Linked DNA regions of Mus musculus: region 2 is linked to region 1. A link is a loop called in an ENCODE intact Hi-C map of the cell type or tissue named here. Cell type or tissue: heart. All regions are shown on one strand. Links, peaks and the distances in the headings refer to the core of each region. The heading gives the core; the rest is flanking DNA. Region 1 overlaps Gng12 (guanine nucleotide binding protein (G protein), gamma 12). Region 2 overlaps Gng12 (guanine nucleotide binding protein (G protein), gamma 12).

Evidence for each region. Peaks named below come from ENCODE experiments on the same cell type or tissue, not always from the same donor. Only the 100,000 strongest peaks of a DNase experiment are listed, where the experiment ranks them.
Region 2: it touches region 1 in a loop (3-fold over the local background); 9 of 42 quality-filtered maps call a loop at or near these places.

Annotation. Positions count from the first base shown.
Region 1 is chr6:66,955,588-66,972,098 of GRCm38, forward strand. All of the region lies in intron 3 of Gng12 (guanine nucleotide binding protein (G protein), gamma 12), which reads left to right. Among named protein-coding and RNA genes, the nearest start is that of 4930597O21Rik, 40 kb to the left of the region's middle. In heart, for the core only: CTCF peaks have their summits at 7,068 (motif pointing right) and 8,263 (motif pointing left); DNase peaks (open chromatin) are centred at 7,074 and 8,864.
Region 2 is chr6:67,007,934-67,024,444 of GRCm38, forward strand. It overlaps Gng12 (guanine nucleotide binding protein (G protein), gamma 12), which reads left to right. Exons shown (of 5, transcript NM_025278.5): 4 at 7,792-7,910; 5 at 9,531-13,428. The coding sequence starts at 7,818. The coding sequence ends at 9,656. Gm36816 (a long non-coding RNA gene) reads right to left here and starts at 1,054. Exons shown (of 4, transcript XR_869154.3): 1 at 1,024-1,054. It also overlaps the pseudogene Gm15644. In heart, for the core only: no CTCF peak of the experiment used is centred there; a DNase peak (open chromatin) is centred at 8,028.

The sequences.
Region 1 (16,511 bases), core at 3,231-11,230:
TTACGACGCCATTAAATTGACATTTCATATTTGTTAAGTACACAGTTGTCTTAGCCAAGGTTTCTATTCCTGCACAAACATGACCAAGAAGCAGTTGGGGAGGAAAGGGTTTATTCAGCTTACACTTTCCACATTGCTGTTGATCACCAAAGAATGTCAGGACTGGAACTCAAGCAGGTAAGGAAACAGGAGCTGATGCAGAGGCCATGGAGGGATGTTACTTACTGGCTTGCCTCTCCTGGCTTACTCAGCCTGATTTCTTATAGAACCCAAGACTACCAGCCTAGAGATGGTCCCACCCACAAGGGGCCCTCTCCACTTGATCACTAATTGAGAAAATGCCTTACAGCTGGATCTCGTGGAGGCATTTCCCCAACTGAAGTTCCTTTCCCTTTGATAACTCCAGTTTGTGTCAAGTTGACACATAAAACCAGCCAGTACAATAGTGAACAGTTAGGACAACCTACCACTGCTGTGGTTCACATCAAATTATCACTAGTGTTGTGCATCGTCTCCCTCTTTAAGACTTTACCAAGGAGGCTGTAAAGATGGCTCAGTGATTAGGAGCATACACTGCTCTTCATGGGACCTTAGTTCAGTTCCTACTGTCCATACCAGGTGGCCCATACCTGCCGGGAACTATAGCTCCAAGGGATCCAACCTTTGGCCTTAGCAGGTATCTGCACTCACGAACAATTTAAAAAATAAAACAAACATTAAAAAGAATTTGTCAAGGATAAAAAGGTGATCAATCAGAAAACAGGAACTTTCAACTGTGAACTGAATACATATATCTAGAGTCTTGAAAACAAAATCAGTTTACTTTAAGTTGTTGGTATTACTACTAGCAAATGCCGAGGGGGAGGGGGAGGGCAGATTCTAGTTACAATTAAATTAAGGAGTAATCTTACCACAGCTCTACTTTCTGTGTATTCAAAGAAGAATTCAAAATAAGCCAGTGTTGCAGAGGCCTGTAATCTCATCATTTAAAGAGATGGGACAGTGCCATGGCCCAGTTGTTCAGCGTTGATTGTGTGCTTTATAAATGGAGAGCATCTGTAGGAAAAGTCTCACCCATTATCCTTGTTCGACTGCAGTACTTCCATCCCCCAAGTGACAGACACAGTGGTGCTGTTTAGTGATAGCTTTAGTGTTTGCTTTTTCCATAACCTCCTCTCTCCAGAACCTTGGGTGCACATCAGCGCCTGAGGACATACATGCACTGCTGAGATCTTGTAGTATTCATATGTCGGGGCAGGTGCTTCTCTGTGACTGTTTTTCCTTAAAAGAAAATGGACATGTTGTAAGTTATTGTTAGCTTTTAAAACACTTGGCAGAGGCATTAATAACTATTGAGGAAGTTCTTAAATATTTTGTCTTTAGTATTTCGCTTTTATATAGGCAAAAGATGAGAGTATCATCAACTTTTTTTTTTTTTTTTGCCTCAGGCTTCTAGAGACCCCAACAGGCTTCATCCAGAACAAGTTGATGGGCTGTGTTTCACCCAAGACAAATTCTTAGGGAACCCCTCTCTTTTCTTTCATCTTCTTCCTCTAAGGACATCTAGAGGTGACAGTGGGTCCTGGGAAGCTAGAATTTCTGGTGAACTAGATGGGTCCCTAGAACTGGCTGATCTCCGTTTTCAACACCCATCTTCACCCTGACCTTCCTTGCCACTCCTGTCATGGAAGGAGCACATGCACATGTCCACACAGCCATCAGTATCTTTCTCTCTTTTTAGATGTCTGTCCCCACTAGTAAAGCCACCATTAGGAATCTGCCATTAATACTGCAGTGCTTTGTATAAAATGGTATGTGCCTGCATAATAATGTACATATATGTACATTATTGACTTTTGAGACAAGTCTTGATATATATCTCAAATTGGCTTGACCTCAAAATGCTCATGCTTTGACTTCCCAAATACTAGGGTTATAGATGTGTGTCAACACACCTGGCCCTCTCCTGTGTAGATTGCTTTTACTGTCAGATACAATGCAAGTCCTATATAAATGCTGTTATGCTGTGTTGTTGAGGGAATAGTGACACCCCCCCCCAATCCTGTACATGTGCAATACAAACATGACTTCCTACCCTCTCCCCCGGAATATTTTTGCTATACAGTTAATTAAATCCACAGTTGTAGCATGCGTGGATACAAAGGCCTGTTGTGATGTAAGATGAAACTGGCCATGCCTCGGAGGCCCCACCCTCTTGCCTCTGGGCTCCCAGTTCCAGCCTTACCTGCTTATTTGCCTTTCTTGAAGAACCAGGCTTTTCCTTGCTGGTTTAGAGTACTCCTCCCATATATTCAGAAATTCTCACCTGTGTATTTCATACTGTCCACCCTGTTCTGTATTAGTTCTTTTGTGTCCTTATTGAAGCACTTTATCCAATTCCTAGAACACTTGTTCAGAGTAGACACTCAGTAAATATGAACTGACTAACTGAACAAGAGAACAAACAGATGTGTTCGGGGTCATGAGAGGACAGGACTTTTTATAGTCATACTTTAAGTTAAAAGGCCATTAAAACAGCAGTGCTCCAGGCATGGTAGCACACGCCTGTAGTTCCAGCACTTGGGAGGCAGAGGCAGGCAGATGTCTGCGAGTTTGAGGCCAGTCTGGTCTACATAGGGAGTTAAGGACAGAATATCATGTCAATATTCAGGGCTAGGAAGGCTAAGACAGAATTCCTTGCTGCGTGCAGATAGAAAATATTTTTAAAACTTAGTAGGATAAAATAACCTAGTAAGTTCAAGGCCAGTCTAAGCTAAAAATCTTAAAATAAGTACTAACAATAACAAAATATTCAACAACCTTTAATTTGTTAAGGAAAGATATTGTTAGAGAAAAGCCAGTAGATAAGTATTTAACAGGGATTCAATTTAGAATTATAGAAAAATTATAACATACTCCCAGAATTTTACAAGGAAATGTTTATCCAAATATCGTTTCGCCTGTCCTTTAAAGTGATGCATAATTGTGTCTGTAGTACCACTGCCAAAGTTACATACTTGTGCCTTATAAGAAAGAGGAAGCTAGCAGTTTCAAATTGTGGAACATTCTACTCTTAACAAATACCCAAATTGTCAAATACAAAGAAGGACTCAGGAGATACCCTTTCTGTGACAGCTTGAATGAGAAGGGCTCCTATAGTCTTATGTATTTGAATATTTGTTTCCCAGTTGGTAGACTATTCAGGAAGGGTTAGATCAGGAGATAAGACCTTGTTGGAGATGTATCACTGGAGCTGGGCTTTGAGGTTCAAAAGCCTCCCTTTCTTCTCCTCCACCTGATCCTCCCTCCCTCCCTCCATCCCTGACTTCTCCTCTCTCTCTCTCCCTCTCTCTCTCTCCCTCTCTCTCTCTCCCCCTCTCTCTCTCTCTCTCTCTCTGCCTGCAGCATGCAGATCACATGTGAACTCAGAGCCACTGCTCTATCACTTTGCCTGTCTGCTGTTGCCACACTTCCCTTCTTAATAATGAAGTAACTCTCTGAAACTATAAGTAGCCCCAGGTTAAATGCTTTACTTTGTATGTTGCCTTGGTCATGGTATCTCTTCTCAGCAATAAAATATCAACTAAGATATTTGTGTTAAGCCGGGCATGGTGGCGCACGCCTTTAATCCTAGCACTTGGGAGGCAGAGGCAGGCGGATTTCTGAGTTCGAGGCCAGCCTGGTCTACAAAGTGAGCTCCAGGACATCCAGGGCTATACAGAGAAATCCTGTCGAGAGAGAGAGAGAGAGAGAGAGAGAGAGAGAGAGAGAGAGAGAGAGAGAGAGAGAACACTGAAAATAGTGTATACGTTTAGATTTTCTTAATTACTATAATAGACATTTGTAGGACAGTTGCCAAAATCTGAATAAGGATGTTGGTTAGACCTACCCTCATTTCCTGAGTTGACTAACTATAATATAGTTATATAAGAGAAGCCCTTAGTAATAGGAAATACATGTCTATGTATTTGTGTGTCTGCCTGCTTGGGTATCTGTCTTTCTTCCATCCTTTAGAAGGAGATTGGGATTAAAGTAAGTACAGTAAGATGTTGAAGTTGGAAGGATTTGACTAAGTAAAAGGCACTTGTGCTCGTGTCAGTGGTGACTGTGTGGTCCTGCTCCTCAAGAGTCAAGGAGAAAGGACCACTTTAATTGAGCAGCATAAGGAGACTTGTGCCTCAAAGAAGCACCACAGTGGGTTGTTCATAAAAGTTGTATTACAAAGAATCCCACATAGAGATGCTTTTGCTGAAGTGACACAGGAAAGATTAGAAGGAATTGTAATTTTTGAGACAGGGTTTTGCTAAGATAAAAGCAAAGAGTTGGAGACAGAGCTTTGTAAAATGCTTGCCTGGTATGCATAAGGCCCTAGGTTTGGGCTGCAGCAAGGCAAGAATAAGGCTGTGTGTCACACACACACACACACACACACACACACACAATCAGAGTGATCTGTGGTCTTTGCTTCTCTATCACTATATTCTACTAAATGGAGAGATGTATAAGCTAACTATATACATATATAGGTGTATACAAAAAAATCCTGTACACATGTGTTGAAACAGAGCTATGGAACCCAGGCTAACCACAAAGGGTGACCTTGAACTTCTGGTCCCTCTGTTCCTGCTTCTTAGGTGCTAGGATTGCAGGACCTGGAGCTTTGTACACGCTGGAGAAGCACGCTTAACAAATGAGCTGTAGACCTCTGGCCCTTTAAAATAATAGTTCGAGAGAATTCCCATATCGGGTAGGAATGAACCGAGATGACTTTATAAGCATCTCTGGCTCTGGAATTCCTCACTTTCTTTTCAATTCTTTGGGCATAGCAGCCTCTATGAGCCAGATAACGTAGCAGTGTCCTTTCTAAAGATGTTTATAGTACATAGGTCAAGTTAGATAAGTCAGAGACTGGCTTCCCGGCTAGCCAGGAATGTAGGAATCCTGTGACTGCAGCAGTTCCTACATCAGGGACTTGGGTTTGGGTAGGAATGGCAGGCAGAGTTACGGAGATGCTTTCGTCTCTTAGAACTGGATGTTACGTGTGAGCTTCCACACAGAGCAGACTGACAGAGCACAGCTTTCTTTACCATGGTCTTCTCTTGTGCCATGTGGAGGCCCTGGTTGGAGGGGTCAGTCTTACAAGAGTTACAGGTCTTATTGAACTTAGATTGTGCAAAACCTACTTTTGTAAAGGTTCTTAAACATTTCAACTTCTCTTCCAGCCCACAAACCAGAAAGAGGTAGGGAAAAAGAAAGGCTAATGGGAAACAGCATTTGTGGACCTGTTTAGAAGTAGTTCCTTGGGGCAATTCTAATCTTCGTTGTCAGGATATCATCAGTCCCGTCCAAAACACTAAACACAAATCAGTAGCAGTGGCTCAATCCAGAAGAGACGGAGAGGCTCTGACCATCGGCATGAGTCCATGGAAGCGGCAAGAACCAGCCGGAATACCATGAGAAGTTCTGTGGTGTGTTTCTCTCTGCAAAGTCACAACACACAAAGATCAGCAGAGACCAGCAAAGTGCAAGGCATACTAATGCAAGAGCAGCAGCAAAGACCAGCGAAGCACTGCAGAGAACCAGTGCGAGAGCATCCTCTCTCGGTAGGGTTGTATTTATATTCTTTCTAAGCAGCAGGCACCCTCTCAAACATCTGCTCCAGCAGAACACCACATGCCCTCTCACAAGACAGCTTCCAGAAAAACACCACATGTGTGTTCTCAACAAAACAGCCTCTCCTGTGTCTGCCTCAGCAAAACATCCTCTCACAAGACAGCTTCCAGAAAAGCAGCAGGTGACACAACTTAGCCTCCAAAGCAACCAGAAACTTCCTCTTCGGTCTTGTCCACTCTCCTGTCCAGATAAAGGAAGGGGCAGTGGCTGCTGGTCCTGACTGGACCCTGTGCTTTTTTATTTATGGCATTACTGTAGAGTTTTCCTGCTTGTCCTACCAAGGAAAGCACGTGCTGTGTATGTAGATGAGGGAGATGGTGTGAAGGTAGCATAGTGGAGAGTTGCCTAATCTCTGATGTAGTCAGGTGAGTTGGTTGAGTGTTTTACTCATTTGAAATCATTAATAAAACCAAGAGGCCATGTTGTCTGGCTTTTCAGGTTCCAGAGTTTCTCCAAAGAAGTATTCTTAAGCACTGAGCGCTGGCTGCATTCCCCCAGACAGCACCTTATCTTCGAACCACTTGGAGGTTCATTTTTCCATTTCCTATCATGAGAGTCTTAGGACTCTAGTATATTTTTCCCCTCTGCTATGAAGCTAAATCAAATATACACAAATCCTGGGTAAGATTAGAATATTCTTTCTCTCTTCCAACCCTTCTCATAAATACCTCATTTGAAAGCTGCCTTCTGACTCCTAGGATTGTATGAGCTAATGTAATGTGAAGGCCTCACACAAAATGAACAATCAGTAGTAAACACACGCTTTGGAAAAAATAGGGGAAAATCATTAAAAGTATGTTAGTATCTAGCCCAATAACCTAAAAAGGCACAAGGTTTATTACCTCAAACCACATTCTGTCAATTTTAAAGCAAGACTAATGATAGCCACTCTCCAATGTAGGCCTTTTCCATGGTAAGCAAGTGTACAGCAGGCTCCTGGTAGTGTCTGGCAGCAGAGTCATCTCTATGTATGGGTAAATGTGCAAGTGGGTTTGGGTGTGGAGGCCACAGTACAGCGTTGAGTGATAATTCTCAGATGACTGGCCTGGAACTTGCCAACTAAGCTAACCTGGCTGTCCAGTGAGCCTCAGGGGTCAGCCTGTCTGTCTCCATCTCCCAGCTTTAGGATTACAACTGTGTATCACAGAACACAGTTATTTATGTGTGGTTGCTGGGGGCATCTCAGGTTCTCAAGCTTACCAGGCAAGCCATTTAATGAACAAGTCCTTGGTACACGCAAGCTAGCATGCTATTTTATAACACTGCGAATGCATGCGCTTGCTTACTGCCAGGAGATCTAAGTTTTCTACATTTCCTGCAGTTGTTTTTCACTTTAGGCATGTTGTTACATTTCTCTGCGTCTTGAATGAGAGAAGGAGCCACATGCTGGCCTCTTGACCAGCCACTAGGTGTCATCAATGGTCAACTAATAGAGAAAGTTTTTTTTGCACAGTGTGCAAGCCTGTGTAATTCTCTTTAGAAGCTGGTTGTCTCTGGATGAGGTGGCTGGCTTGCCTTGAAGAGAGGCAGGGAGTTTCTTCAAGCATTTGCATATGTGGACTTTCCAGATAAATGTGATTTAGAGTCCAAGATTCTACTTGTGCTAATACAGGGGAACCTCACAGGTCTCTTGGCAGCAAATGTAAGTCCTGTGGTCAGGTCTTTGCCAGGTGATAACAGGAACTGTACACAGTTCAGCAGTAATATGGGTTTCTCCTGGAGCCACATGCGGTAAAACAGAGCTGTTCTATTACCTGCCAAGTGCCAGGGTCCAAAGGCTTCTTCTTGCCTTGTTCTTGTTTCACAAAGCCAGCTTTTCAAATAGCCCCTCAGATAGTAATGTGGTGCCATCCCAACAGAGGACAAAGGGCAATCTAAAGTGTCAGAATAGATATCACAGATACTTGGGGGGGGGGGGGTCACTCTGGAGCATAATTAGCACCCAGCAGTATTTTGTAGATAATTGGAACTCGGAGTGAAGGAAGGTTAATGTCTTTGGTAAAACCATTCAAGGACAGGATTTTTTTTTTTTTTTTTTTTTTTTTTTGCATGAGCTATTGTTTGTGTCTGGGTGTCTGATTTCTTTTAAAATCTATGAATAAAACCTACTAGTACTTATTGTAAACTTAATATTTAGAAGGTAATATGCTGATTGCTGCACATGAATTTTTTCTGCCTAGTGCTCACAAAACATCCCTTTGATGTGGATATAATTATCATGTTCATTTTACAGATAATGAAACAGAGGCATAGAAAGATTGTAATAGGTCCTATACTTCCTGCAAGTCAACTGTGATTCTAAGACTTAAACTGCAATGTTCCTAACAACTCAAATATATGTTCTATCACTATCATCATTTTAAGATTAGGAAACCCAGGCACAGGGTGGTCTTGGCAGGGTCAGGAAGGAATGGTTCAGAACAGAAATCCGCAGTTAATTCCAAAGTACTTTTTTAAAAAGTTTGCCGGGCTGGTGAGATGGCTTAGTGGGTAAGAGCACCCAACTGCTCTTCTGAAGGTCCAGAGTTCAAATCCCAGCAACCACATGGTGGCTCACAACCATCTATAAGGAGATCTGGCGCCCTCTTCTGGAGTGTCTGAAGACAGCTAAAGTGTACTTACATATAATAAATAAATAAACAAATAAACAAACAAACAAATAAATAAATAAAAAGAGTTTTTTTTAAAACAAGAACATCTCTTTAAAAAAAAGTTTGCTACATTGTATTTTATATGCAGTAAATACTTGGTAAATGTTTATGACCAGCATAGTTAAGGACCTATAATTCATCAATGCAGACAAGAAGAAACCATACAGGTCTACTACCCCTTCCACCCAAAATTGTACTTCTGCCTGCTGCCTTTAGAATTCTGGGCCACAAATGCCATTCCCTGTGGTAGTCTCCACTCTTCAGTTTTTGCTAGAAATTGCATGTCTTTCAAGTAGAACATCAGGGAACAGCATCCTTGGGAGAATCTTGGCTCATTTTATTTTATTTAATTTCTGACATAGATATTTCCTGGACTTGTTTCTTCTTGCATAGTAGTGTCCTGAATAGTCTGTGTAGCCTCAGAAAGCCATGGCTGGAGGTTGCCGTAGTAACAGTCTAGCCCTCTGTATTGCACCATCTGTGTCTACTGTCACATGCACAAAGCACTTTCCAGCCGGGTGTGAGCATGCTCCACACTCCTGATACCAGCCCAATGCCTGGGGAGGGTTCATTAAGAGTCATTGCCCAGATCACCAAGGCCGGGGCTTGGTGCTGCCGTGGCCTGAGGAGGGAGCAGGGCTCAGCTTATCATTCTCCAGACTCACTGGTTTTCTTTCTACTATGCTGCCATATTAGGTAGTCTAAGGGAAGTTGGAGTAAAAACCTCATCAGACTCTTGGATCAGCGCACCAGGCTTGTTTCTGTAGCCACTTGCTCCTCGTAGCATGCTTGCTTTCAGCAAACAGCTCTCAAATGTCTCTCAGATCTCAGCATTCCTTCAGTGTCTTGGGACCCCTGACGCTACCCTCTCAAGAAAAGCACAAGCTTTCTTTTGGAACCTTTCTCTCTAAATACAAGGACATTTTCCACTGACCAGAATCAGTCAGAGGAAGTAGTGGGGAAGGTGTGGAGGAATGTCTCCATGGAAACAGCCGAGGTGGACCGCATTCCCTTTCTCATTGACTCATCAGCCATACTGATCATTGCCTTCTAGCTACACGGGCCATTATTTATCTATCCAGTGCACAGGTAGAATCGGGCTCTTTGTCCTGTAGTCAGAGAGCTAGGAGCCATGGGAACGGAAGGAAGAGATTGGGAGGCCAGATGAGAGCTGGACTTCTCTGGATGTTTTCCTTTCTATCTGCAACAAGAGTGCCTGTCTCTCAAAAGGACACACTTAGGAAGATCATAATGTTTTATGGAGGAAAGAGCCTATTTCCTGTCTAAACTGGGCTGCCCAGGCCCTGTCCAGCTATCTGTGTCTGAGGCAGATCAAAACCCATACAAGATACACCGCCTAAAAAACTCTGGTCCAGAGAATTGTTAAAAGGGGCAGACTACTCCTACAATCTGTTTGGTCTCAGAGATTACAGGTCTGACCACTTGATGAGGCCTGTGAGCAGAGTAAAAGAGGCATGGCCACTTGAGCTGCGTCATACAGGAGTCAGCAGCTGTGCTGGGACCAGATCCATCCCCATGGGAAAGGGTGGCTGAAGAGGAAGGAAGGCCTCATGTCACACATGTATACATACGAAGTTCAGCAGGAGCCTCTTTAAAAGTATCGGCCTTCCATCCTCCATTCCAACAAGAGTTTTTCAGACAAAAAGGAAAATTTAAAACTACTGTATTCTACCACGTTACCCCTAACTCACTTGCCCCTGCTTTTCCATCGGAAAACTGGAGCTGTCCAAAGCCATCACCTTTACGCAGCAGCCAGGCATTGAGGCCGTGCATCTTTTGTTGTTGACCTGTTCCAGCTTAAGAAGCTCCTGCTGCTCTCTAGTGAATGGCTGTGGGGACTCCTGTCTGCCCCACAGCAGACCTGCATCTCACCACAGTTCAGGCGTGTCACTTACGTTCCCCACACAGCCAGGACGGGCTTCTTGTCAAGTACACCCTCTTTACTATTACTTTGCTTGCCTCTCTTTGGGTGAACTGTCCTTTTATGTTCTGGTGCAATGCAGATGATCCTGTGGCAAGCTTTCTCAGTACACATCTGACCTTATGACCCATACTATGTCCTCCAGCTTCTTAGAAAGCATCTGCCACACTGGTGTGTGTGTGTGTGTGTGTGTGTGTGTGTGTGTGTGTATGCACAAGCACATGTGTAAAGGTATCCACAAGGGTCAGAAGAGAGCCTCAGCTGTCCTGGAGCTGGAGTTCAGGCATTTGTGAGCTGTCTGGTATGGATACCGAGTGGGACCAGAACTCCAGTCTCCTAGAAGAGCAGCAAACAGTCTTAGCTCTGAACCATCCCTGCAGCCCTATCTCCACGCTGTTTTGAAGTTGCTTTTCATTGTCCTCAGCCCTTAGCCTTTAAGCCCATTGAGGTCAGTGGGTTTGTCATAGTACCAGACCATGGTGCAAACAGGACTAGCAGGCAGTGCACATCCAACTTCTGCTTCATTGTACAGTGCTCAGCTCTACTTGTTCTATTTAAAGCTTCATCATCGCAGTATAGAGCCTCTCCTGTAAACAAACAGAAACTTTTTTCTAGTGAGGGCCTAGGACCAGGATATATTTAGCACAGCTAGTTGAAGACTGCTATTCATTGTTAAAGTCCTAGAACATTATAAAACTCCTAAGCGCCCTTGACTCATCAGAGGCAAATTAGATTATTCATTTAGCAAACATTCTGAGTGTACCCTTTGCACAACAGTGTGCTCAGTGTGATGGAATATGTCAGGGTAGGCTGACAGGGTTTGCTCCTAGGATGGATCATGGGGCTTTTATATTTTCTTCCTATATTGAACATTAGCAGATAGAGTGAGCCTAAAGAAGGCTGGCCTTCAGGGTAAAGTCACATTTCATATAAGACTGAACAGTGGAGGTGGGCTCTTCACTCAGATTCGGGGTAAGATAGACCACCAACCTTCTTATGCTTCACAGAAAGGCTGCAACCTTTCCGACCAGTGCCAACACAGAAAAGAACTGCTTGTTGACATACCTCTCCTTTAAGATGAGGTTACCTCTTGAAGCCCACGAGTCAATTTCTCCTCGTGTTTCCCTGGAGAGAATTAGGACACACATCCTTCCTGAACTTATCTCTGACACTTATGTGATCTACCCCAGTCTAGACTTATTGTAGTCACATGAAGAGGGAACTTACGAGGACAGCAGACCGGGGAGGGGGAGTAACAATCAAGATTACTCAAGAGACCACACCACCGTAGAAATCCAGAGAATTGGGGCATGTGCCCTGTTTCCCTGCAGGAAATACAGATAGAGTGGTCAGCAAGGCTTTCTGGAAAAAGTGATGTCTAAACTGTGGAAACGTGGGGAGAGACATTTTCTTTTCAGAAAGATCACTCTAGTAGCAAGAAGTAAATGAGAAGACTGCAGAGAAGATGTAGAGAGAGGAGCCTGGAGGTAGCAGAGGGGTGCAGGAAAAGTGGGGTGGAGTCGGGGCATTTGCCCACACATCGGTGCTATTCCCTGAACTGGAGATCGTAGCAATAGGTTGATTCTGCAGTTGGGCTAAAATGGTGAGCAAAGGTGCAACTAGTACTCTCTCTGTGGGAGGCTGGTGGATGGGTGGTCAGAAGAAGCCCAGGTAATCAGAGATAGACACATAGGGCCCTGAGTTGTGCCAAGAGGCCACACACAGTCCTTTTAAGAATGTGAACAGAGACAATGGTGAAGAGATGGGGGGAGGAGATACTGAGAGCAGGCAAACAGATCATACCTCTCCAGGTCCAGGCAGGGACAGCAAGGTCTCTGTGATAGTAAAGTGAACTGCACAAAGGAGACCTGAGTACAAGGATTCCCACCAGAGTGACAGCACTTGTCCTGAGTTTAGCAGACTTAAATCTTGGCAGTGTGCTTACATACACTGTTACTTAGTGCTGGCCTCTATGAGTGTAGGCATTCTTGCATTAACAAGCTTTGCAACAGACCAGGTAGGAACTGTTCAAGGGAGTCAGGGCATTTCTGAATGTAGCTCCTTGTCCCTTGTCTCAGGCCAATGCTTTGTTTACTAGAGACCTCTGCAGAGAGCCTTCATCCATCACTGACCAAGCATTTCCTGAAGTATAGTCTAGTACAGAAGACAGGGACAGGCAGAAATACAGCTGCAGAGCACCAAGTCACAAATCCGAGGGGCTGGGGGGAGAGCTGCTGTGGCTCTGGCCTCTGATCTAGCTGGCCTGCCTAGTACTTTCTGTTGACGTAATAACTCTAGTGGCCACTAGATCATCTGCTCACTGTAGAGCATGAATCAGAACTACTAAACAACAAGAGCTTCCCTTATGGCCACTGTGTCTCCAGGACCATTTCGAGTACTGATTGTGACAAATGAAGAAGGTGTTCTTGCTTTCCTAGAGCTAAGTAGGGAAGAAGGTCACAGGAACAGAGTTCTGTAGGACAGTGAAGCCAGTGCAGTGCTAGGACTGCAGGAAGCAGAGAAGCTCTGGGCTCCATCCCCCACTTCTCAGGGAATGCTGCTGGAAGCCGTGCTGGACATCTAATTCCAGCTGCCTTTGTCTCTCTGGGATCCTTCTAAGGTCATGGGGATGAATGATGTCATTTGGTGTCTAACAGCTTCTAGCACATAATGAGTTTCTGGAAATGATGGCAGATAGCTCACATTGTAGCCTAGACAAGTGGAGGGGTTTTGTGTGGTGGACTAAGATTATTACTGGGAAAATGGTGCCTCAGTCGCTTGTCAACTGTGAAATTATATGAGATATGCTACAACAGGACTAGCTCCTGCTTCTCAATGAATATTCTGTCCACACTTGATGAGGTTGTGTTTGTCATGCATCTCTAATTGACCTGGCATCTCTCTTAATGCTGAGGGAAGATGTACTTCTCGCAGAACATGGGTTCTGAGCCACTGAAAGCTTTTTGTCCAGTGAGAAAGTATGTAGACTTCCTCCAACTGTGTGCGTGGATGAGTTCATTCATGTGTATGAATGTGAGTGTACACTTACATAGCACACATGTGCGGGTGAGTTGGTCCTCACCTTCTACCTTCTGAGATGGCCTTTGCCGCTCACTTGTTGGTACACAGACTAGCTGAGCCAGGAGGTTCCAGGGTTCTCTTCTCAGCCAAGCATAGAACACTGGGATCACAGACCATGCTACTGCTCCTTACTTTTACTTGGGTTCTAGGGCTTTGAGCTTGGCTCTTCCTGCATGCATACACACTAAGAAAATAGAACCACTAAGATGAGAATTCTGCAGAAGTTAATGTTGCTGTTAACAAATGATTATTAAGGTAGATTTAAAGACATAAATATATTCTGTAGTCTGGAGAATAAAATAAGCCCTTTGCTCTGTATTGTACACAGCCTTCTAAGAAGTGGTTCCCAGGGACTAGGATCACAGGTGATTACATCTGTACTCCTTTTGATATCATGATTTAGTTATTTGAGTACTGCCAGTTTGATGGGAGACCTGAGATAGATGATGGTGCTCAGTAAGCCAGCAGATGAATATGTAAGGGCACTCTGAGAACTGAGTGGCCCTGGAAACCTAAACCCCAGCTGTTTCCATGGAGAAATATGCCCCATAAGGACCTTCTTTGAAATCAACTTTTGAACTCCTGCTGATTTATTAGTTGGGGGCTAATGATATAAAGCCATCACCTACTGATGTGTAAAATTCTCAGCATTAACCCATCATCAAGAGTTTATTGAGTGAGTGCTGGGTGGATTACACTGATAGGCGTAGCAGAGAGGAACAAAGGACAGAAAGAAGCGTGTCTGCCCTCCAGGAGTCTACACCTAGTTGAAGAGGGAAGAACTGACTATAAAGCAACTTCTATGGTGCCTGAGCCAAAACACAGGAGTCTGCAAGCAGCAGCAGGGAAGGGGATGTGAAGCCAGTGTGGTTAATCGGGAAAATGCAGTGTTCCACCCTGGAGCATGTTCTCTATTCATTTATAATCCCCAGAGGCACCAAAGGCTACTCATTCTTCCTGGAGAGCCTTGTGGGTGAACCCCTGGCTGTAGTGTTCCTGGTATGGGCAACTTGAAACCACACAGGAGTGGCTCAAACCTTCTCTGTCTTTTTCCCTGTATTTCCTTCAGCTGCTTTTGCCTCCATCTTGGCCATCTTTTTCTCCCTTTTTTTCCATCCATCCATCCATCCATCTATCTATCTATCTATCTATCTATCTATCTATCTATCTATCTGCTTTTAGTAGTGTTTTCTGTTGTCGTGTTTGGTGTGGGGTTATTTTGGAGCAGGCTAGGTTGCAGGCACATCCTACCCCAAGTTCCACCTGGTAAACCTGAGTGTCTGGAGCCTGATATTTAAAGCAGATTGTATATTTTTGTCTAATTTTCAGTGAGTCTGCAAAGGAGGCAGGTGTTGGCTAGTGACTCACCTGAGAGGTAAGGGTGAGGGTACATTAGCAGAAAGCATGACATTCCGCTCAAAGGACTGACCTCAATATCATTATCCCTGTAGTTGGCTTACTTTTTCTGCTGCAAGAGGCAGGAGAGATGGCTTAGTGGTGGAGAGCCTGGTGCACGAGACCAGCACCTACACAAAGGCAGTTCCTACCTGCTGGTAACTCCACCTTCAGGGCTGTCTGATGCCTCCCACCATCTAGGGCATTGGCATGCACACGCACATAAACACACACACAATAAAATAAAGGCCGTCTCTTAGGAAGCATTCTCCCCACTTTTCTGGATTATTTACAAAAAAAAAAAGCATGCCTTTTCCTTTTTTCTCTCTCTCTCTCACTTTTCTAAGCATGGTGTTTTTCATAGCACTCTTTCTAGAAATCCTTTTTAAAGGCATTTCTCCTCCCCACCATATGACTCACCTTTATGCCAACAGCTGAACTCGAAGTACATGGTCCCTCTCCCTCTTCTTTTTTATTCTCCATCTCTGGACAGCTTGTGAGATTCACAGCTTGGCTGCCTTGGGACTTTTCTTTTTGACTCGAATAAAATTGTCTTTGATAAATAAACTTTGGCTTTGCTTGACTTTTAATATATGACAATAAAATAAAAATCTCTGGGAAAAAAAAGAAAGTAATCTAAAAGATGGAGTTTTTATATTGGCCCACCGTCCGTTGTGGTGTGAATTCTTGGCAGTGGACTGTGAGGTATCTGGTCACGCTGCGCCTGCAATCAGGAAACAGAACAATGGATGTTGGTGCTCTGATGGTGCTGTTCCTGGTATTCAGTCTCCAGCTCAGCCGTGGGAAGGTACTACCCACCCATAGGTAATGTGGGTTGTCTTACTTATGAGTACAAAATCACAGACACACCATAGGCATGTCTAGGTGATTCTGTGTTCTGTGAAGTTGGCAGTATTAATCACAGTAGTCACAAGTAGCATAGAACACAAACTGGTATTTACTATGGTTTCAGCACCAAAGTACTCTGGACAAGTTTGCCTAGGTTGATAAGGCATTTTATATTACTAAAACTCCAAATGATGTTATCCTGAAATCGCAGTTGCCCTGTTCAGTTCCATTTGAAGATAAGTGAAATGCAGGGAGGTTCAGTAACCTGCCCAATGCTTCACTTGTATAGCAAATATGGCCTATACCCCCCCCCAAATACAGTATTCTTCTTAGATTCCTTCTTATTCACTGCCTTACTGGCCTGAGCTAGGAGAGGGAAAACAGATGGGAAATAAGAAGAGGGGGGAGACACCTTGGAAAAGAAAGAGATGAAGTTCTTTTCCAAAAGAAGGGCTCGTAAGGGAACTGCTGAGGTGGCTGGCAGCTGCTGAGAAAGGGGTACTTCTGAATGTCTCTGTGCCATGGTACTGTGTGTAGAAACAGAAAATAAACCAGGACACAGTGAGATCACACAAAAACCAGACTGCTGAGAAGGCCAGAAAGAGATTGCCTCTCTAAAGCCCCATCGCGCCTGCTCTCTGCAGCTCTCTTGTTTGGGGGAAGAGTTTCACATCCAGACAACAAAGTCAGGATGTGGAATTCTGAGTTTCTGCAGCGGCCTGTGGTAGATTGGGTTACTCTGACTTCTATCTGACAGTTGTTTTTGGTGGCTGCCACCAAACCCTTGGGCTTCTCTGCCACTAGCCTTGGAAAGCCAGAAACCTTTATTGATCAGTCACCCAATGTGAAGAAATATTTTACAAGCAAAAGAATCCCTTGAATGTATACTTCAGCCTGTGTGAGAGCCGTCAGGCTCTCTT
Region 2 (16,511 bases), core at 4,490-12,489, 54 kb after region 1:
CGTGGGGAGTCCCGTGTGGGCCCTTGCGGGTGTTGGGCAAGACTCTGCTGGCAAGGTAGCCCGGGGCTCGAGTCTCGAGTCGAGCGGAAGGGACTTGTGCCCCAGATCAGGCCCGGGTAGCCTGCTTCCCTATGTACCGCAGTCTCGAGTTCCGCGCGATTGGATTGGGGGAGGCACTGTGATCCACTCACCAGAGGTCTTAGGGTCCCGTGGGGAGTCCCGTGTGGACCCTTGCGGGTGTTGGGCAAGACTCTGCTGGCAAGGTAGCCCGGGGCTCGAGTCACGAGTCGAGCGGAAGGGACTTGTGCCCCAGATCAGGCCCGGGTAGCCTGCTTCCCTATGTACCGCAGTCTCAAGTTCTGCGCGATTGGATTGGGGCAGGCACTGTGGTCCACTCACCAGAGGTCTTAGGGTCCCGTGGGGAGTCCCGTGTGGGCCCTTGCGGGTGTTGGGCAAGACTCTGCTGGCAAGGTAGCCCGGGGCTCGAGTCACGAGTCGAGCGGAAGGGACTTGTGCCCCAGATCAGGCCCGGGTAGCCTGCTTCCCTATGTACCGCAGTCTCAAGTTCCGCGCGATTGGATTGGGGCAGGCACTGTGGTCCACTCACCAGAGGTCTTAGGGTCCCGTGGGGAGTCCCGTGTGGACCCTTGCGGGTGTTGGGCAAGACTCTGCTGGCGAGGTAGCCCGGGGCTCGAGTCTCGAGTCGAGCGGAAGGGACTTGTGCCCCAGATCAGGCCCGGGTAGCCTGCTTCCCTATGTACCGCAGTCTCAAGTTCCGCGCGATTGGATTGGGGCAGGCACTGTGGTCCACTCACCAGAGGTCTTAGGGTCCCGTGGGGAGTCCCGTGTGGACCCTTGCGGGTGTTGGGCAAGACTCTGCTGGCAAGGTAGCCCGGGGCTCGAGTCTCGAGTCGAGCGGAAGGGACTTTTGCCCCAGATCAGGCCCGGGTAGCCTGCTTCCCTATGTACCGCAGTCTCGAGTTCTGCGCGATTGGATTGGGGGAGGCACTGTGATCCACTCACCAGATGTCTTAGGGTCCCGTGGGGAGTCCCGTGTGGACCCTTGCGGGTGTTGGGCAAGACTCTGCTGGCAAGGTAGCCCGGGGCTCGAGTCACGAGTCGAGCGGAAGGGACTTGTGCCCCAGATCAGGCCCGGGTAGCCTGCTTCCCTATGTACAGCAGTCTCAAGTTCCGCGCGATTGGATTGGGGCAGGCACTGTGGTCCACTCACCAGAGGTCTTAGGGTCCCGTGGGGAGTCCCGTGTGGGCCCTTGCGGGTGTTGGGCAAGACTCTGCTGGCAAGGTAGCCCGGGGCTCGAGTCTCGAGTCGAGCGGAAGGGACTTGTGCCCCAGATCAGGCCCGGGTAGCCCTCTTCCCTATGTACCGCAGTCTCGAGTTCCGCGCGATTGGATTGGGGCAGGCACTGTGATCCACTCACCAGAGGTCTTAGGGTCCCGTGGGGAGTCCCGTGTGGACCCTTGCGGGTGTTGGGCAAGACTCTGCTGGCAAGGTAGCCCGGGGCTCGAGTCTCGAGTCGAGCGGAAGGGACTTGTGCCCCAGATCAGGCCCGGGTAGCCTGCTTCCCTATGTACCGCAGTCTCAAGTTCCGTGCGATTGGATTGGGGCAGGCACTGTGGTCCACTCACCAGAGGTCTTAGGGTCCCGTGGGGAGTCCCGTGTGGGCCCTTGCGGGTGTTGGGCAAGACTCTCCAAATCTCCCTTTCTTATAAGCCCACTGTCTTATGACAGTAAGGGCCTACTCACGTGACCTCATTTTAACTCAGTTACCTCTTCAGATATAGTCCTACTCTGGCGTGTATGAAGTTGGGGTGGGGAACACAATCCCTCCCGTGAATGTTGGGACATATTGTTTATTGCTCCCTGGTCCTACAGATCAGTGACATATGCCAGGAAGAGGGCAGACCTCTGCCAAGTACCTGGAACTATAGTAGGAACTAAAGAGTATGGTGCACACCACGCAGATAAGCGTACAAATGCTAAGCACTCTCAAAAGAATTACTTATATTTATTAATCTACATGCTTTTCCCAGTGGCAGTGACTGAATCCAGGGCCTCAATTACAGTAAGCATGTATCCCAGCACTAAATTATACCTACACACAGGCTAATTTTATCTGATACTTTTAACAGTCCTTTAAATAGGGAAGTAGTGTTATCTCCATTTCTTACCATGAGAAAGTTGAGGCTTAAACAGCAAATCCTACACAAGACCTTTGCTGGGAAGAGCAAGAACGAGTGTGTGCTACCCTGCAACTGCATGTCCAGGGCACACAGAGCAGGGTCAGAGCTAGCAGATGTCAAAGAAGCAACTACCTATCAGATCTAGCAAAAGATTTTCCAGTTTTTCTAGACATCATCCTTCTACAGTGAAATCTCTGTTTTTCTATTTATTTTTATTCATTTGTTCATTCATAAATTTGTTGTTTGTTTTTTTGAGACAGTCTCACTGTGTATCCTTGACTGGCTTTGAGTGTCTACCTACCTCTGCCTCCTGAGAGCTGGGATTAAAGGCATGCACCTTAGCCAGCTGAAATCTCTCTTTTTCCAAAGGGTGATAGTCAATTTGATACTAAAACACACTGTACAGTGCTCGTGGGACCCAGTCTAACCATTAGCCTTCAGGCTCTGATATGAACCGTAAGTGCTCATGAGGCTGAAAGGCTGTAATAGCCTGCTCTGCACTTCACCCCTCTTAAGCTGTATTAAAAAGTGATTGCTACCTGATCACATAACCTCGTAATTCTCCAGCAGCGCATTAATTGTGGTTCACACTAAGAACATGGGGCTGAGCCCAGCACTTAGCGTCTCTGTGTTTGCTGCTTTGAGCACACACTGTGTGTATGTGTCCCATCTCTCACAGCCCTAGGAGGCAGGTCTTCTTGTGCCTCCTTTATAGAAGATGCAGAGAGCTGGAGTAAATGGAGGCTTGCTCTTTTGTTACAGCCACAGAGGGATGTTTGTTCTTGGAAGTTGCTTCGCCCCAGTGATTAGCTCTGGGCCAGGCCACTGTGACTTGTCATTCAGACTCTAGGCTCCTCTGTTCCTTCCACTGAAGAGTATGCTCTGTGACACATTTTATGCTCACTCTCCTCTCTGGCTCGGGTCCTCTTGACACAGATTTAAGTGCCTGTATTCCCTTAATGGAACACCCTTTTCCTAGGAATTTCTAAGAATCTCAGAATTTAGGCAAGCCATAGTGTCAAAACCAGTGCAAACCATTTGATTACCTAAATACCTCATGTCTGTTCCATTATTTTGCCCATGTATGAAGCTGAAAAGAAACAACAGCTGGTTTTCATCAGATGGTCATTGGCTCAAGTTCTAACATTTTGGCTCTACTGGGGAGAATAGAGTGCTAGGGTTCAAGATACACACTGACACCATCAGAGTGTCAGAGGTGCTCCAGTGATGACCCACATTGTGGAACATTCTGTGATGCCACACCCCCACCCCTCAGTGGGTTTTTTGTTTGTTTGTTTGTTTGTTTGTTCTTTTTGATTTTTTGAGACAGGGTTTCTCTGTGTAGCCCTGGCTGTCCTGGAACTCACTCTGTAGAACAACCTGGCCTCAAAGTCAGAGACCCTCCTGCCTCTGCCTCCCAAGTGCTAGGGCTAAAGGCGTGTGCCACCACTGCCCGGCCAGTGTTTAAATATAATTAAAATTAGCCACTTTAATTATATTGGTACCCTTTTTGTGGTACAGGTGGGAAGGGGGACATCTGGAAAGAAAAGTCTCACAAGCAGCATGGAATGCAGAATACTGGGTTGCCTGGGAGCCATCATTTCTAGTTCCAGATGCCTCACCTTTAAAGCAACAGTAAAAACTTCACGCAGGGTTGTAATAAGGCTTCCTGAAAGACTGTATGAAAGCAACAAGCAAGCTCCTGGTTTTCATGAGGATGCCACATGGTATTTACCCTGGAAGCTCTGCTTGGATAAAGCAAGCTGATGCATAGACGGACAGCCTGGCGCTCCTGCCCAGGAGAGAATAGAAACATTTGGGGGTGTTTTCTACCACTGTGGTCCTGCTCTGCCCCAGGACATTAGGTGAGGCTATATGAAGTATCTGCAAGGAGGAAGGTCCTCTATAGCCAGTCCCAGCCCCAGAAAGGCCTCCCTCCCTCCAAGCACTGAAAGAGACACAGTCTCTATCTAGATTTGAGGCAGCTCAGTAGAATTCCATGTCTCTGAAAGATGTTCTTCTAGTTAAAACTATAAAATTTCGACCTGATTCCTCTCTAAGAACAGAAACACTAATCAGAGATTCCCTTTCCTTTCCCCATGGCCTAGTGGTTGTTTTCTAGGGCTGCCCACAAGTAACCCATTGAATTGACTTCCCAAAGCTGTTGCTACAGAAATGTAATAAAAGCACACTGTATTTAAGAATGAAGATAACCCTGGCGGTGGTGGCGAATGCCTTTAATCCCAGCATTTGGGAGGCAGAGGCAGGCGGATTTCTGAGTTCGAGGCTAGCCTGGTCTACGGAGTGAGTTCCAGGACAGCCAGGGCTACACAGAGAAACCTTGTCTCGATGCCACCGTAGGGGAAAACTGGTTCTGGAAAAGGAGGTGCAGCCTCTGGGAGTGACAGTGCTGACAAGAAGTCTCAGGGTCCCAAAGGTGGTGGCAATGCAGTAAAGGTCAGACACATTGTGTGTGAACAACATGGAAAAATCATGGAAGCCATGGAAAAGTTAAAGTCTGGGATGCGATTCAGTGAAGTGGCCATACAATATAGTGAAGATAAAGTCAGACAAGGGGGTGACTTGGGTTGGATGACCAGAGGATCCATGGTGGGGCCATTTCAAGAAGCAGTGTTTGCTTTGCCTGTCAGTGGGATGGATAAGCCTGTGTTTACAGACCTACCAGTTAAGACAAAATTTCGATATCATATTATTATGATTGAAGGGAGAAAATAAAATCACATAAAAGACTGAAAAAAAAAGAAAGAAAGAAAAAACAAACCTAGGAAGAGGCCTCTCTCAGTGGTGAGAAAAAATACCTACCTTTTGAGACCCTGCTTCAAAAGGGGGACAGGAAATTGCCCAGCTTGGTAGCTTGTGCCTCTAGTTCCAGCTGTTTGGGAGGTTTCAGGAGGATGGCCTACGCCTAGGAGACTGGAGCCAGCCTAGGCAACATAGTGAGGACATGCTCCCCCACCACACACCTCATTAGTAAGAAGGAAAGAGGAGGTGTAGAGGAAAGGAAGAGTAGGAAAAATATCCAAGTGATGTATGGACCTCTTAGCGCCTGGGAACCTGCACGATCTCCCCGTGGCAGGGAGTGAGGGGCTAGGAGTCTGACCAAGTCCAGCTAAGGAGCAGTAGAGGCCTGAACGGACAGGAATGAATTGTGGATTGCTGTTTTTATCGCTTTCATTTTCTTTTGTCTTGACTTACAAGCTAACTGGTTTAAATATTAATTGTAAGACAGTCGGGGAAGGGAAAAAGTCGCTGTCCCATCCCCACCCCACCCCACCCCACCCCACCCCCACCCCACTGTGTAGTTCTGTGTAGCTATCTTCACTGAAAGAGGGAACTTCACTTCCCAAGCTTTTATAAATAGACCTGGACTGTGGATTGTTTGCTGATGGCACACAGGTAAGAGCAATGAGCGGTGTCCGTGTGTGACCTCTACTGCAGTTACATGAAAATTTGCCCTGGCCTTAGAAACTGTACCTGAAGGTTGAGAAAAAGAGAATGCTTGGCATGATTCCCATGGGAAGGGAACATAGTGAAACCCTGAAGGTGAAGCCTACAAACCACAGCCATGCAGAAAGAGAGTCAGGGTCACATTCAACCAACCTCCAACTGGAAAGAGAGTCCAGGCTCCCAGGCTGCAGGGACAGATGTCAGGGCCCTGCACTCTGTGCAAGGTGAGGCTGCCCATGCCTTGCCGGCACTTCAGACCATGATTAATAGACCCTGGCCTGCATGCATATTAAGGGATGTGGGCCAAGTCTGTGATGGGAGGCACCTTCCTGCTCCCCTGGAGACCCTAAGCCTCTCTCTTGGGTGGGGCTGCATGTCTGGAAGCTGAGGAAGAGTCTGTTAGTCTGTGTGTTGAATTAAGGTCACTTAAGGCCTCAAGACCAGGCAAGGCCACCCTGCCCTGCCATACACTTCCTTGTTTGTACCTCTGTCCTACTGGGGCCTCCCTATTCCCCTAATCTCCTAGTGACTGTCACCACACCTTTGGCTCTGTCCTGATACTGATGTGGCAAAATTGCCTAATGACTTGTTGGAAAGGGCCCTGCCTCGACCAAATTAATCAGAAGCCCTGAGGTTCACTGAGCAGGTAGGGGAAGAGGGAGGAGATTCCAGTCCTGCCCACAGCTGCAGTCTGTAGACCACCATTGTCCTGGACCCCATACTAGATCTGCATAAGCTGTGGAGGTGGCTAATGGTGCCCTTCTCTTACCAACGAGAAGATAAACAGTCAAAGTGAAACAACCTGCCCACTCTCAACCTCCTGATTAGTTGCAGGGAAGCAGCCAAGCCTGGTACCTGGAAGCCCGACGCGACGCCAAGCCAAGGCCTAGTCCAAAGTCCTGCACACCGATCGAAGGGATATCATTGGCTCTGGTTTTTGAATGTGTTTTGGTTTCATATAAATGTGTAAAAATGAACACCAAAGGGTTCAGCCCTCTGAGATCATTGACTCAGCCCTTGGAGACATCTGTGTCTCCAGTCACTCACTCGGTCTATATTACTGGGTTTTTCTACCTTGTCTAGTCTAAGTCTTGTGCAGCAGCAAGCCCTCCCAAAGAATGAGTCAGCCTGGGTTTGCTACTGGCGCCATGGTGCCCTAGACTGCTGAGTCCTCACATAGTGCCAGGGAGGCACACCTACTGCCCACCTGCTCCCATGAGTCATGAAACTGCCACCTTCCTGCCAGCTCAGCCTTTTTCTCCAGTTGCCACCACTCTAGGCATGAATGTAACCATATATGGAAGGGGCACCAGGCAGCACTTGCCCTGGACCTGCCCTCCTCTTGAAATGGTGCCCTTGGCTAAGCAGACAGGTCAAAGCTCAAGGGCCAGGCTCTTTCCACTGCTTTGCATCATCTGGTTGTACAGACAAGGCAACAGGGTGGAGTAGAATCCAAAGGCTCAGGCCAGAGAGGAGGGTCAACCCTCTAACATTAGAGGGCAGGTTGAGCAAGGGTCTTGGCCATTGGGATAAAGCAGGAAGGAATGATAACATTTCAGGCTATTATACATTTGGCATTTACTGTAGATCTATCATGGAGAGTCCTTCAGCTGGAAGTTCCCCCTAACTCCCTTTTAAATAAGGACTTTACCTACCAATAGTCTTAAACTTACTGCGCATCTGATGTCCCCTAACAGTTGCCCTGTGTGTAGAGTGCTTTAGGAGAGGACTTTCTCATCATTTCCTGCGACTTGAAGTTTTCATCAGACCAATAGAAATGAAGCCTTCTCTTATGGGTTGTGGTGATGGTAGCATGCTCTGCTGCCGGACACTTATGTTTGCTGTAGGTCCTTTAACTACTTCATTGTTTCTTAGGAAGTTCTTTAAAGGACACTTCTGTAGTATGTCAGCGCACACAGAGTAAACTGATTCGTGCTAAATTTCTGCAGAAAGGTTTTGTAGATACTCTGGCACATCTAGATCGTCACCAAAATTACTGCAGGGCATTTCTGGCTGGGATATTTGGGGATATGCAGCCAGTCTCCTTCAAGTAACCCATTTTAATAAAGGTTCAAATAACCCAAAGGAAATGCTGTTCACCTTCTTAAAACTTCTCTTCAGATTTTCAGAAAGAAGACTCATCAAAGATGTCCAGCAAGACGGCAAGCACCAACAGCATAGCCCAAGCCAGGAGAACTGTGCAGCAGCTGAGATTGGAAGCCTCCATCGAAAGAATAAAGGCAAGTGTGAGGGACCCGGTGGCGTGTTCTGGGTAATTCCCCCACCCTTCCTGGGCGGGAGCATGGGTCGGAGAAGAAACAGCTGTGTGCGGCTTGCTTCCAGGCCTTTCCTGGAGCAGGCTGACAAGAATTTAGTTTTCATTTCCTAGCCACCACAGGTGTTATTCCAAAACAGCTGAGGGAGCCGATCTCTAAGCTGGTCTCTCTGTCAAGCCCAGGACAAGCTGGAAGTGCCTGCTTTCCTGACTGAGTGTGATCAAGCCTTGTCTTCTGAGTGGGGACAGGATTCCCTGGGGAGGTGATAAACATCCTTGTCACCCTTCCAGAATTTATCAAGGGTTACAGAGTTATCAAAGTGTTGCAGGTAACTGCCAGTTTGACTCTTCCTGCAGAAAACAAAACAAAACAAAAAGGCTGCCTTTTGGTGTGCCACTGAGTGACTGCCCTGTGCCCCAGGGTTAATAGAGACCCCATCTTGAGGCAGATACATTTTCTTAGGTACCTTGACCTTGAAGTGTTTCCTTCAACCCTGAGAAGACTGGCCCTTGAGAGCACTGGAATGTTATGACTCATGCTGTTTCCTGAAATGGGAGCAATTACCTGACTGGAGATAGTCACCTGTCTGCAAAGCTTGAGGTTCCTGTGGTGGCCCTCATAGCTCTGATCTTGTCACTCCTGGAGTCTACCTCCAGACTCCCTTCACAAGACAGAGTTGCACATGCCACTCCAGAGAAAGGCATGGAGACTTCCCGTGCTCCTGTGTGCCTTTCACTTCCCCCACACTAGTATCACGGAGAGCAACTCTCAAAGCCTACTCAAGTATGAGCTCCACTATTCAATTCTTCAATTGTGCTCTGTGGAGCAGTCTTCTTCCTCTTACCTAGAAACTAAAATGTAAACTTCCTCTTGACTCGCATGCCTTTCCTTCTTTGTCCCTAACTTTTATTTTGAAACATTGCATACTGCAGAGGAATGGCAAATGTTCAAATACTCAGTTTTTACTATTAATGTTTTTGGGGTGTGTGTGTGTGTGTGTGTGCGTCAGTAATAAGCACACACGTAGACGGCAGAGTACAGCACAGAAGGCTGTTCTCTCACACCATGTGGGGCCTGGGGGGCCTGGGGGAAGAACAGAGGTCATCAGGCTTGGCAGCAGGAGCCTCACCCACTCACCACCATTTCACGGGAGTTTATTTACACTTCTTACCATTGAGTATTGTTAAATGTCATTTGCTTTCATTTTCTCTCAGTGTGTCTCTTTTGCTCCATGTTCATATAGAAAACACTAGGACTTTTACTTTAAACCACTTGAAAATCATTGCTCTTCAGGGTTTTCTGTAACAACATGTTTTATGGGGAATCCAGGCAGCTTGTTTCACAGAGTTGCCATCTCTTAGAATGGAGATTGATTGTTGCCTGTTTCTAGCTAAATGTTTTTGCTTGCAGGAGAGATGTCCTCCTCTGATCACTTGGTTAAGGCAGGTCTTACTGGCCAGGAACCATTTTCCCTGCACTTGACGAGCGGTGTGAAGGTCATGCTATGTCACCGATTATTGGGTTCAGTTACACTACTGACATTTGTCAGTAAAGTCTTCTCTTTCTTATTTTTGTCCATGTCAGGTCTCAAAAGCATCAGCAGACCTGATGTCATACTGTGAGGAGCATGCCCGGAGCGACCCCCTGCTGATGGGCATACCGACCTCAGAAAACCCGTTCAAGGATAAGAAGACCTGCATCATCTTATAGTGGACCAGGAAGCGCCCCTTGCCTCTTAACGCAAACCACAGCAGCAACCTGAAGGGATTCCTTCAGCTTACCTGGTAACCACAGCTAGTAACTAAAACACCCTTCTCTCGGAATAATAGACCCTGAAGTCTCTCTTTTTCAAGTTGTCCTTTCTTCACCCTTTACTGATTTAATACAGAATAACAATCTTATTTTCTATTTGATAACTATGGTATCATATTGGGTTACTGTATAAGGAAAATGGCAGGGGAGTTGTGGGAAGCTTGTCTTTACAAAATATAATTGATTAAGATATGTCAAGACCTACATTGTCTAAGCACCGGCAAATTAAAATGTCGAGAATCACTTCAGTCAAAAACCTTTATATTCTGTTCTTAATAATGTTTGTGCCAACCTATATCCCATGTAAGGGATCTGGGGAGGAGGCATGTGTCTACAACCATACCTTTTTGCACTATGGGCACTAACCACCCTGAAACTTCCTGCGGTAGCTCCCTCCCTTCAGAGTTACATCATTATCCTGACTCTGTGTAGGTAAATTTCCGTGAAATTTTTGTACAAAAAAAAAGGTAATGAAAGAACGTTGCAAAGATCATCTGCATTATAATGAGTTGATGCTGTTCTCACTCCTCTCTTGGAATTGTGCTGGCCCCTTAGTCTACAATAAACTGTGCCAATTAAAAACCTAAGGCTAAAACTGAAAGCCCTTTGATGGGGTCTTAACTCATATCAGTCATTTGGGCTTCTCTGATCCTGAGGCTAAGAAAGGGGAAGAGACCCTCAGGAGGCAGCTTCCACTCCAGGGCTCTTGATCTCTGCTGGATTGGGGGTGGCCACCTCAGAAACTTCCACCCTCATGACTGGAATGGAAGAGGGGACCGAGAGCCTCACAATCTCGGAGAGGGAGGAGAAATTCTTAAAAACAGCTGCTCTCCTGCGCCCAGCTTCACAGGCAGCCCTGCCCCTTTCTCCTCACCAGCATGGTACCTGCCCTTACTGCTAGAGCAGCTGCTTGTAGAGGGACATTCCCTCCTTCCCAGTTTTAACTGGTGGACCACAGTGGGGGGAAAAACATTCAAGCGATATAAAGACACTTGGGCTCTTTGCAGATGCCTATACTTCCAACACTACCATGTCCACAAACCACCCTGGGGGAGGGCCCTTCCAAAGGGAGGCTTGCTAGTTTCAGCGTCTAGCAGTTGGGTCCTCACTTTTACTCCAATTGTGAAAATAGCCCACGTACCCTCGCAGTGTCCAGTAGGGATCCCAGAGGCACATAACCAAGAAAGGATTTTGACTTTGTCACAGTGACTATTTAAAATAATCTATTCGAAGTCCAAACCAAACACAAAGCCTGTGATATTTTAGGTTATTAAGGTAACTGCTAATGAAGGATTTTAAAAAGTGTCCTCAAAAAGGACTTAGCCCCGGGAGTTGTTTATAAAATTTCCCCCACTTGTATACAGTGTGCACTAAAAGAAAATGTATTTTAATATCTAATGCCTGGGCTCTGAGCGTCATGCTTCTTGGTGGTAAACATGCAGTCCTGTTCCTAAGTGACTCAGAGGCATCAGAATTTCTCCACGTTACCCATCTGCTTGGCACTCGGAACTGAGCGTGTGAAATCCATAGCACTGCCCACAACCTGTTCTCACTGCTTAGCTCCCAGCTGGATTAAAGACACCTGCTCAGGCGGGAGAGAGAGAGAGAGAGCGAGCTTTTACCTTGGAAAAGGTAAAGATGGAAATGTACACCAAAAAAGACAATTTTTACATTTAATGGAACATTCTTTTTTTTTACAAGTATATTTTTCTACTGATAGTTTCAGAACACTAATCTTATATTCACTCTAATCTTAAACATGTTTCTTTAAATATTTATAAGGCAGTTTATTACAGAATATTTTCATGCAATCATGTGCACATTATTGGTAGCAAACATAGTATATCCTTTAGTACTTTAACATATTTTTGTTAAAATACTTTTAATGGTAAGAAATGAACTTGAGGTCCCAGGAGGTTTTGTTGCCTTTTCATTGATTAGAGACAATAAATATCTTGTAACTTCCTAACCAGATCTGAGCTGTGCTCACAATAATAATAATGAAATCAGATTCTTTGATGCTGGACTCAGGAGGGAAATCATTAGCCAACTGTTGACTTACTTATAGCTAGATGTCTATGTGAGAAAGTATAATATATATATATACACATATATATGACATGTAAGAGTCACTTTTATTTATCTGTCTTTGTTCACTTATGAAGCCGGTAACTGCAGCAGTATGTTGGTGATGTCATGATGCACAGAAGTCCCATGTGGAGTGTTTTTCCCACACTGACAACTTGGCTTCCTTTCTGTGTGTTCAGTCTGTTGTCTGAACTAACACTCCCGCGAGCACTATACTCTTTATACTCTGATCCCCCTAGTTCATCTTAAATTTGTCCGTGGCCCTGGCAAGATAGCGTACACAAGATTCCATGACTCCAGAGCATCTTGAAGAAACATACATATTTTGAAAGAGGGGAAATGTAGCAGATAGTTCACAAGCTGCGGGTTGTAGCTAAATATTCCATTTCTTTGAAATCATGTTTCTAAATTCTTTACCATCAGAAAGAAAAGGAGTGTCATACACTTTCAAGGGAAGGCTTGGTCTGCGTTTTCTGTGTTTGGATTATTTTTATACTTTGCTGATCTTTAAGCTATCCATGGGGGAAATTTTATACCAACGAGTTAATAATTCTCATTCATCGTTTACACAATGTAACATGTGTCATACTGGGGCCAGCGAGATGGCTCAGTAGGTAAAGGTGCTTGATGCTAAGCCCGGCAGCCTGTGTTTCATCTACAGGATGCACAACATAAAAGAAAAGATCTGATTCCCGCAGGTTCTCTTCTGACCTACACACACACACACTAAAATAACATTTAAAAATATGTGCCAAATTATATTTGTTCGGGTGCCACCTTCCACCAGCTTACCACTACGGTAGAACTGTCAAATTCATCTCCCTGAATTTGTCTTAAAGGGGTGTCCATGCACAGGCCCAAGAGTCACCTCCAATGAAATAAATGTAATACTGAAGTATGCCATGATGTTTGTTGTTTTCTTTCATCGTAAGCCTGTAAGCAGGAAAAATACGTCAAATCAGATAGAATAGAGCATTTACCAGTGGTCGATGGCCTGGTCAGTCCTGTGCCGGGTGACTTAGGACCAGGCACGTCAGCTCTCTGAGCCTCCCCTTCCCTTGTTGTCACAAGGGAATAGAAGCAGAAGAAGCTGAGAGCCTCCCTATTCCCAGATGCCCTGGTGGAATGACCTGCCTCTCTGCCGTTTCTGCCAACGTGTTGGTGCTATAAGCTGCTTCAAATACCAGTTTGTCTGTAGTGTGTACTCACCTAATCACTTGTTATCCAGTGCCTGTTCTAGGTTTATGGACTTAACTATTTCTGTGATGTTTCATTTTTAGCCATGTTAACTCCTAACACATATTCTCTTATGTCTCAGTAAAGTTTCATTTGATAAGTTGTTGAGATTCTGTTATTTGATAATATTCTTCGGCTGTCCATCCAGCATCTTAATCACTTTAAAACTGTGATTGTTATTTGCAACTCTGTTCTTTGGAAAGAATAAAAGCATTTTTTTTCACTTGCTAACATGCTCACAAATGTGAGAGAAGAGTCATTAAAAGCTTTACTTACTGGGTCAGTGCGTCATTGACTCCTTTCTGTGTTTTGCCCAATAAATTAATAAAAGACTATTTCTTCCCTTTCTCTTCATTCACTTGACATTGTCTAAGAACCTTCTGAGAGCCAGGAGCTGTGGTGTGCAGGTAAACGAGGCTCACCCAGGGCTCCCCAGCCTTAGGGATGGCGTGAGGAAGGTGGGGTGCTGACATTTATCGCTATCCTTGCAGCATTGTATAGAGAGCGTGAGTCATGAAAGGGCCTTCTGGGAGCCAGAAGGAGGGACAAATGTCACAAGATCTATTAGGAAGGCTACTAAGGTGTTATGGGTGCCGAGGCTTGATAAACAGAAAAAAAAAGCACTGCATTGTCTTGAATTGTTTTTTAAGAAGAGAAAGTAGACTTCAAGCTTAGATATAGGTCTCCCATACACTGCATCTATCCTGGAAAAACAAGAGACTTATGAGGTGGCTAGGGAGTGACACCACCCTGAGTACCATCGGTGACCATGACAAGTTAACATTGCAGTTGCTGAAGATACTCTGCTTTCCTGTAATCCCCCTACAATGATGAAGGTCAGACAAAGGAGCAGCCCATGGGCCCCAGGTAATAAAACCCCCACCCCTACAGAGGCCCATCCCCACAGCACACACACACGTGTGCAGGCACACATGATAGAACAGGAGGTTCTCACTCAGCCTGTCCAGAAAGGATTACAGAAGCACTTGCTAGGCAAGTTACTAGGAGACCATGTCTCAGCCTTGCCAGGTACCAGTCTCCCACACGTTGCAGAAAGCAGCTGTGATATGATAGAAATAATTCCTTCCTGTGCCCCAGAACCTACTTGGGAAACTACTAACGTTCCTCTGGGATCAAGTAGAATTTCATAAGAACATAATGGATGTGAAGACCCTGATGTTATGTATGCGAAATTATTATCTTCTGATGGTCGTAAATTTATTGTAAAAAGAGAACATGCATTAACATCAAGAACAATAAATGCCATGTTGAGTGGCATTTGCTGAGAATGAAACCAACGAGGTCAATTTTAGATCCCTTCACATGTGCTATCAAAAATGCATGTATTTTACCTACAAGGTCTGCTATACTAACAGCTCCACTGAAATCCCTGAATTCCCAATTGCACCTATAATTGCACTGGAACTGCTGATGGCCACAAACTTCCTAGGTTGTTAAATAGAATAAAGTATAATATACTGTTAAGAAGAGAAAAAAAAAGGAGGGAGGAAGGATTACAAAAAGTAGCTACTCTGGCAATGAGAGTCAGGCTACAGTTGTTCTTCCCGTTGTTACTGAATTCCCTAAAGCTGTTTTTTAGTCACCCTTTTCTCATCCTTGCTACAACCCCTCTTATACTTTTTGTGACTCTGAAGATGACTGTGTTGGAAATGATAGTGTTTAAAGAGAAAGGAGATGACCAAACTAAAAGGGGTGGCAGAACGTCAGGTGAGTGTACACTACCCTACAGTATGGACAGGAGGCCCCTGCCAAAAATGCCAGGTAAGTATACACTGCCCAAAGTTGCAGGCAGGAAATATCTGCCAAGAATGGCACTAGCAGCCCGAGATGCATGTCACTCAGTGTTTCAACTTTTCTCCACTTGTACCATCCTCAGCTTCTCCCTGTCAAGCGGATTACACAGAGACACAAGAATAGTCACTCCAGCCTTTTCACTGAAGGATAGGCAATCTTACACCCCTATCCGTGTGTCTGTCTCGGTCTTGTCTTCCAGCTCTAAGCCTATTTGTAGAATCTGACCCATCACCAGCTTTGTCTTTGAGGAGCCTTGGTATGGTCATCTCCTTTAATTGATTTGCCTTTGCTCTCTGTTACCCCGCCTGTGACTGTTGTGAGCAGCAAATGGCCTGTGCCTTCAGATGGGCCCTTTCTGTGCCATGTCCTCCTATGAGTCATTCCAATGCACGTCGGAATTCAAATCTGCATTTGAATGTCCAGGTCATCCCTGGACAACTGCACTGTGAGTTTTAAGAACATTCATCTCAACAATCTATTTGTTCAGAATTTAATATTGACTTTGCCCTGCAAGAAACTACTGTCCAGGGGCTGGAGAGCTGGTTAAGAGCATGAGCTGCACCTGAAGGCCTGAGCCTAGTTCCCAGCACTCTACAGCAGACAACCTAAATGTGCCTCCAGCAACAGGGAATCTGATGACTGAATTCCCAAGGCAAGCATGAGCACATAGCCCCACACAGATACATACTCATACACATGACTAGAAGTAAAATACCTTTAAAAAATTGCAGTCCAAGTAAATTCATTGTAAGGTATTAATGGCATAATGTGAGCTTGTTGGCACCATAAAATAAAACTATGGAGGAAGCAATGCTTGTTGGCACAAAGGAAAGCAAGATAATCATTAATATTTAGGTATCATTGGAAATTATTACAAATGCAGTATCCCAGGTAATACCTTCCACTCCTCACAGGCAGTCCTTACTGCTATGAAAGTAATAAAATCAGTTAAAATACAAACTGGATGATGCCAGACTTGAGGAGGAATAACTAGACATCCGTATGCAGATTGTGCTTCCGTAGACCCAGCACCTCCAGACAATTTGCTTAATGGCATTCACTAAAAGCTAGAGGACATAAACCATGTGACACAGGCACCTGGGGACCCGTTAGATTCTGAGCTAGATAGATGTAAAGCAGTCAAATGGGAGAGAGAACCTGCTGACCCAGGTGCTGGTAGACAGGGTTATTAAGGTCCCCTTACAATAGGGGAGGGGCGGTAGTACAGTTCTTTTCCTTTGGTGATGGGTATTGAAGCCAGCACCTCAAACTTCATAAGTGCACACACAATGAAGGGGGCACTCTCAACTACAAATTAATCCTTCAGCTCGCCCTTTATATAATTTTACATGTCCAAGGAAGCTAAAACTAGTTTAACAGATTAGATAAAGTCGCCTTCTGAAGTGTTTTTTTTTAACCAGTTTACACTTTTTAAATATAACTAGCACAACCTGTCTTTAGTTCAAAACTACACAAAGGCCTTGTGACACTGTAAGCACAGGATTACATCCTGCTCCTAACCTTGGCATACTCTTTCTTCCATGGCCAATGTATTACAAGTAACCACTCAGATTGGACAGATAGCTCAATGGTTAAGAACACTGATTGCTCCTC